Linked DNA regions of Homo sapiens: region 2 is linked to region 1. Evidence: chromatin loops called from intact Hi-C (ENCODE). Cell type or tissue: heart left ventricle. All regions are shown on one strand.

Region 1 (2,500 bases):
AACTGCTGAACACATCATTTGCCCAAACCCCACAACAGACAGGAGGGTTGCCGCTGGGTGCTGTGTCAGACGGACTGTCGCGACAGGAGGCAGCCATGCTCCTCAGCGTGCTCTGCAAAACTGACAGTGGCTGGAGGGCACTGGGGGTGGCTGTGGTGGGCCCCAAGGGGCAGGACCCCTGCCTCATTCACCTTGCTGTCTCCAGGCACAAGCCCTAACCCATAGCAGGGATTTAGCGGCTATTTATTGTACAAATGAATGAATGAGTTCTCTAGTGGTTGTCCTCAGAATCACTTAAGCTTTGCTGAATTTGGGGCCCAAGAATGGAAACATCTCTTGGCTCTGTGGCTTTTTTCAGAAAAGCCTTCTCCCAGAGATCTGGGCAGATAATAATGGTTCTTTTTTTCTTCCTTTGAGACAGAGTCTCACTGTGACACCCAGGCTGGAATGCAATGGTGCGATCTCTGCTCACTGCAACTTCCGCCTCCTGGGTTCAAGTGATTCTCCTGCCTCAGACTCCCAAGCAGCTGGGATTACAGGCACCCACCACCACGCCCGGCTAATTTTTGTATTTTTAGTAGAGATGAGGTTTCACCATGTTGGCCAGGCTGGTCTCGAACTCCTGACCTCAAGTGATCTGCCCGCCTCAGCCTCACAAAGTGCTGGGATTACAGGTGTGAGCCACCATGCCCCTGCCAACAGTGATTCTTTACAGTTGGTTAGGGCCTTATAATGAACCAAGCTGCTTCACCTGTGTTAGGACCGTGGGCCCTCACAACCCTTCCATGGGTGAGTGTTTTCATCCCCGTTTTTCAGATAGGGAAACTGAGCCACTGGCATGACTTTGCTTAGTCACTTGCAAGTGACTGAGCTGGCACTCGAGGTCCTCGCTGACTGCATTTCCCAGCAGCTGGACATTGGGGTGGGGTGTGGTGGTTTGGAAGCACGTTTAGCCCCTGCGGCCTATTCCAGATGCACCCTGACCCCCCAGGCCGAGGTTTCCTTCTATCTGATCCCTTCCACGAGAGCCTCACTCTAAGCTTAATAGTTTAATCTTTGGTGTCCGTTTCAAGGAGGCTAAATTCCTGTCTGGGGTATTTTTAGCCGTCCTCAGGAAGGGGAAGCTCCGCTGGGCGCTGGGGGGAGGGGGACGCCTTGCCCGGAGCCGGTTTCCTGAGGAAGGGCCGCCGACCGTGTGCCTGACCGTGGCCCTGGGAGAGGCTGGTAGTTGGTCCGTTGGGAGCCCTGGGAGCAAAGCAGGCGAGAGTCGCCCCAGTAATGCCATCCCCTCTCCTCAGATGTGCCAGGTGTTGAACCAGGGCAAGGGGTATAGGCCCAGGAGGAGGTCGCCACTGCCTGGCGTGCTGCAGTCCTTGGAAGCCTGGAGAGGGCACGAGGGCAGGCCAGGAGAGCCGGGATGGCTCCAGGAGCAGGTGGACCTCGAGCCACGCCTCGGAGGCTGGTGGGAGGAGCAGGGGTCAGCAGGGTTGGGAAAAGGCTGCCCCAGGTGGGAAGACCCATGGGTGAAAAGACCGGGCTCCACAGACGGCTCACGGAGCAGGTGCCTCCATATGTGGCTGGAGCCCCCAGCGAGGGAAGAGGCCGCTGTGCTGGGGGTTTGTACCTGGGCACGTGGGCACATTGGCACTATTTAGAAGATCATGTTAGAGGCAGGTACAGTGGCTCATGTCTATAATCCTAGCATTTCGGGGGGCTGAGGCAGAAGGATCACTTCAGTGCTGGAGGTTGAGACAGGAGTGAGCCATGATTGTGTCACAGTAGCCTGGGCAACAGAGCAAGACCCCATCTCTAATCAAAAAGAAAGAAAAAAACGTTAGTTGAGAGATTGTGAATGTGAACTTGGGAGCCTGTTTGAGCATTCAATTCGGATAGTGGCCTCAAACATGTTAGCTGTCAAGGAGCTCTTCTTTCAAATCAGATCGGACATGGAACTCCAACGTATAAAATCAGATAAAAGTGATATTTTTATCAGTATAAATTTAGATATTTAAATGTATAACATTTAGCTAATCAAGAAAAACAACAACTGCTTGTGATAGATGCAGATGTTTATCGTCGGGGCTGACAAGTGACAGCCAGTGTTTGAGATTGGCCTCAGCACCTAGTTTATTTTTTTATATTGTGTTTCTGCCATACGTTCTCGTTCATACAGCCGAGCCATTACCAATAATGACAGTTAACACCTCACCGCACAGTCCCAAGGTCTGTGCAAATTAATTACTTTGGCAACAAAGCCAGTGGGGCTACAGTAGAATGTGTTAGAATGTGGCACATATTACATTTGAGTAGGTGGGCCTTTTAAAATCAGTTTTTAAATAGTGGAATCTTTATTTTTTGCATTTTTGAATCCGATTTTTAAGGATTTTTTTTTTTTTTTTTTTTTGAGACAGAGTGTCACTTTGCTGCCCAGGCTGGAGTGCAGTGGCGCGATCTCGGCTCACTGCAACCTCCGCCTCCCAGGTTCAAGTGATTCTCCTGC
Region 2 (2,500 bases), 300 kb before region 1:
GGCATCCATCTGTCTCTGTCAGAGGCCAAAGCCTCTGTTCTGTCCTCCCTATATCTCCCATGTCTCCTTCGGAGGATGAGTGGCTCCTTCCATCCTGGAGGGAGGTCCTAAGAGTGAAGGGGTTGGGGACCCCTCCGGTCACATTAAGCCTTGCTTCACATCACAGAGACTGAGAAGAAAAAGAGGCCGGGCACAGTAGCTCACGCCTGTAATCCCCACACTTTGTGAGGCTGAGGTGGGTGGATCACCTGAGGCCAGGAGTTCGAGACCAGCCTGGTCAACATGGAGAAACCCCATCTCTATAAAAATACAAAAAATTAGCCAGGCACGGTGGTGGGTGCCTGTAATCCCAGCTACTCGGGAGGCTGAGGCAGGAGAATTGCTTGAACCTGGGAGGTGGAGGCTGCAGTGAGCCGAGATCACACCCCTGCACTCCAACCTGGGCAACAAGAGTGAAACTGTCTCAAAAAAAACAAACAAACAAAGAAAAGGAAGAAGAAGAATAAAGAAGAAGAAGAAAGATGGAAGAAGGAAGAGGAAGAAGAAGAAAAGAAGAAGAAGAAGAGAGAAGAGAGAAGAAAGAAGAAAGAAGAGAGAAGAAGAAAGAAGAAGAAGAGCTTGCAGGCCCCATCTGGACTTCATGGACCAGATCCCTGGAGGATGCAGCCTGAGGATAAAAAATAAAATCTCCCTGAAATTATGCAGCGGTGCCCCACGGTGAACACCCCACCCCAATCAAAAGGTGGGAAAGGCCCTGGGGAGCACCCAGCCCCTGTGGGTCTCAGATCGTGAGGCCTGGAGGCCATGCTTGGGCTGAAGCCCAGAGAAGTCAGAGGGCCCAGCAAGGCGGGCTCACCTTCCCCCACCTGTGCTTCCTTTCCTATCAGCCTCCCGCTGAGGCTCCGCAGCTCCCAGGGCAGCCCCTTCCAAGGACGATCACTCCCTCCCCTCACACCTTCAGCTCTCGGAGCCACTGAGCTGGCAAGCCATATGGAATAGATTATTCTAGACCCACAATAATCTGATTATCTGGCTACAGATCAGCTGGGTGCTCAGCCAGTGGAAGTCGCAGGCAGCCCAGGGGTGACGAGGAGGGAGGGGGTGGGAGAGAGAGACTTGGCAGATTCCAGGAAAGGCTCAAGAGGAAGTGCCGCGTCTTGGTGGGTCTGGAGCTGGCTGACAATGCAGGGTAAGCAGATAGCACGTCTCTCCTAAGGGACGTAGCATTTATGCTCCTTCACTTTCTCCAGGGAAGTGCCAATGGGTCTCAGCCTTAGAGTGAAAAGTGGGGAAACTTGAGGTATAAAGAGAGGAGGCACACTTGTCACACAATGCCACCTGCAAAATGGAGCAGGGGCTCCCGACTGCCTGCTGAGATGTCCTGGGAGACACTGCCTGCCTTGGTGGGAAGGCCCCAGTCGGGACAGAGGGTTCACCCCTGGCTTTCCAGTGTCCACGCACTCCCAACCACAGCCAACAGAGGGCGCTGCCCAGCCGTGTGGGATCTTTGGGTCTGAGCTGGACAGCTCTTCCTCCAATCCTTAAGGACGTTTTTTGGGGCTAGGGCCAGAACCCAGGCTTGGCTCTATTTGGGGGTGCGCTGGGAACTGTGTAGATGTGTCAGGGATGCTGGGCTGGCTTAAGAAATAGATGAAGGCCGGTTCAGTGCCTGTGTGACAGGGCATGTGACCCCAGGCAGGCCGTTTGCCCTCTCTGGACACGTTTGCCCGTCTGTCCACCAGGAAAAGCACGCATCTGTGTGCAGAGACGTGGAGCAAGATGGGAGCCCATCAGAATGAGGAAAAGGATGACAGTTTCAGGAAGGCAGGAGCCAAGCAGAGTTCAACACCCCTCCCCAACACACACATGCCCCAGGTGCAGCTGAGGTAGAAAGAGGCCAGACCACAAGCTGACCGAAACTCGAAACTCTTGCCAGCTCTCGGGTGAGGGTTTGCAGACCTGGCTCAGCTGCCAACTTGGGTGTGCCCAGCCTGCTCAGGCCCTCCAGAAAAGCCCAAGATGGAGCTGTATCCAGGCAGGAAGTGGAGGCTTTGGGCCCTAAGTGCCCCCTCTCCCCTACTGACTGCCCGCAACAGTGGTGAGGTGCTGGGAGGGTGGCCAGCCCCGGGCAGAAGGATGAAGAGTGCAGGGCCGGCCCAGGTCACCAGCCTGGGACCTCATACGAGCTGCCTGGTTCAGGCCCTTGGCTAGCTCCGGGTGCTCCATCTGAGGTTAGGAGAATGCCCCCAAGGTATCTGACTTTAGACCCAGTAAAAAGCAGAGTGGGGCTCCCGGGGCCTAGCTGGAATGCCTGGGCAGGACCTGGGGAAGTGCAGCGCCAGTGGGCGGGGGTCCTTTGCCAGAGGCTGGGGATAGGGCATCCCTGGACAGGCTAGAGAACATTGAAGGGAAGGGGGAGAGAGCTTAAATTGGCCAGATGTGAAATAAAAAGAGGGGTCTTACATGATCTGTACTGACCACGTGCCAAAGACCGAGGACA

Evidence for each region. A loop is a pair of places that touch in the nucleus more often than their neighbours do. Peaks named below come from ENCODE experiments on the same cell type or tissue, not always from the same donor. Only the 100,000 strongest peaks of a DNase experiment are listed, where the experiment ranks them.
Region 2: a loop joins it to region 1, with 4 times the contacts of the local background. A loop is called at or near these places in 37 of 110 quality-filtered maps.

The regions. Positions count from the first base shown.
Region 1 is chr15:90,064,092-90,066,591 of GRCh38, forward strand. The region is part of intron 1 of ZNF710 (zinc finger protein 710); the gene reads left to right. Among named protein-coding and RNA genes, the nearest start is that of ZNF710-AS1, 17 kb to the right of the region's middle. In heart left ventricle, no CTCF peak of the experiment used is centred here; DNase peaks (open chromatin) are centred at 60 and 1,160; H3K4me3 peaks cover 462 bases; H3K27ac peaks cover 1,965 bases.
Region 2 is chr15:89,759,450-89,761,949 of GRCh38, forward strand. No RefSeq gene overlaps it. Among named protein-coding and RNA genes, the nearest start is that of MESP1, 9.5 kb to the left of the region's middle. RefSeq lists a silencer at 1,935-2,024. In heart left ventricle, CTCF peaks have their summits at 1,472 (motif pointing right) and 1,673; a DNase peak (open chromatin) is centred at 1,472.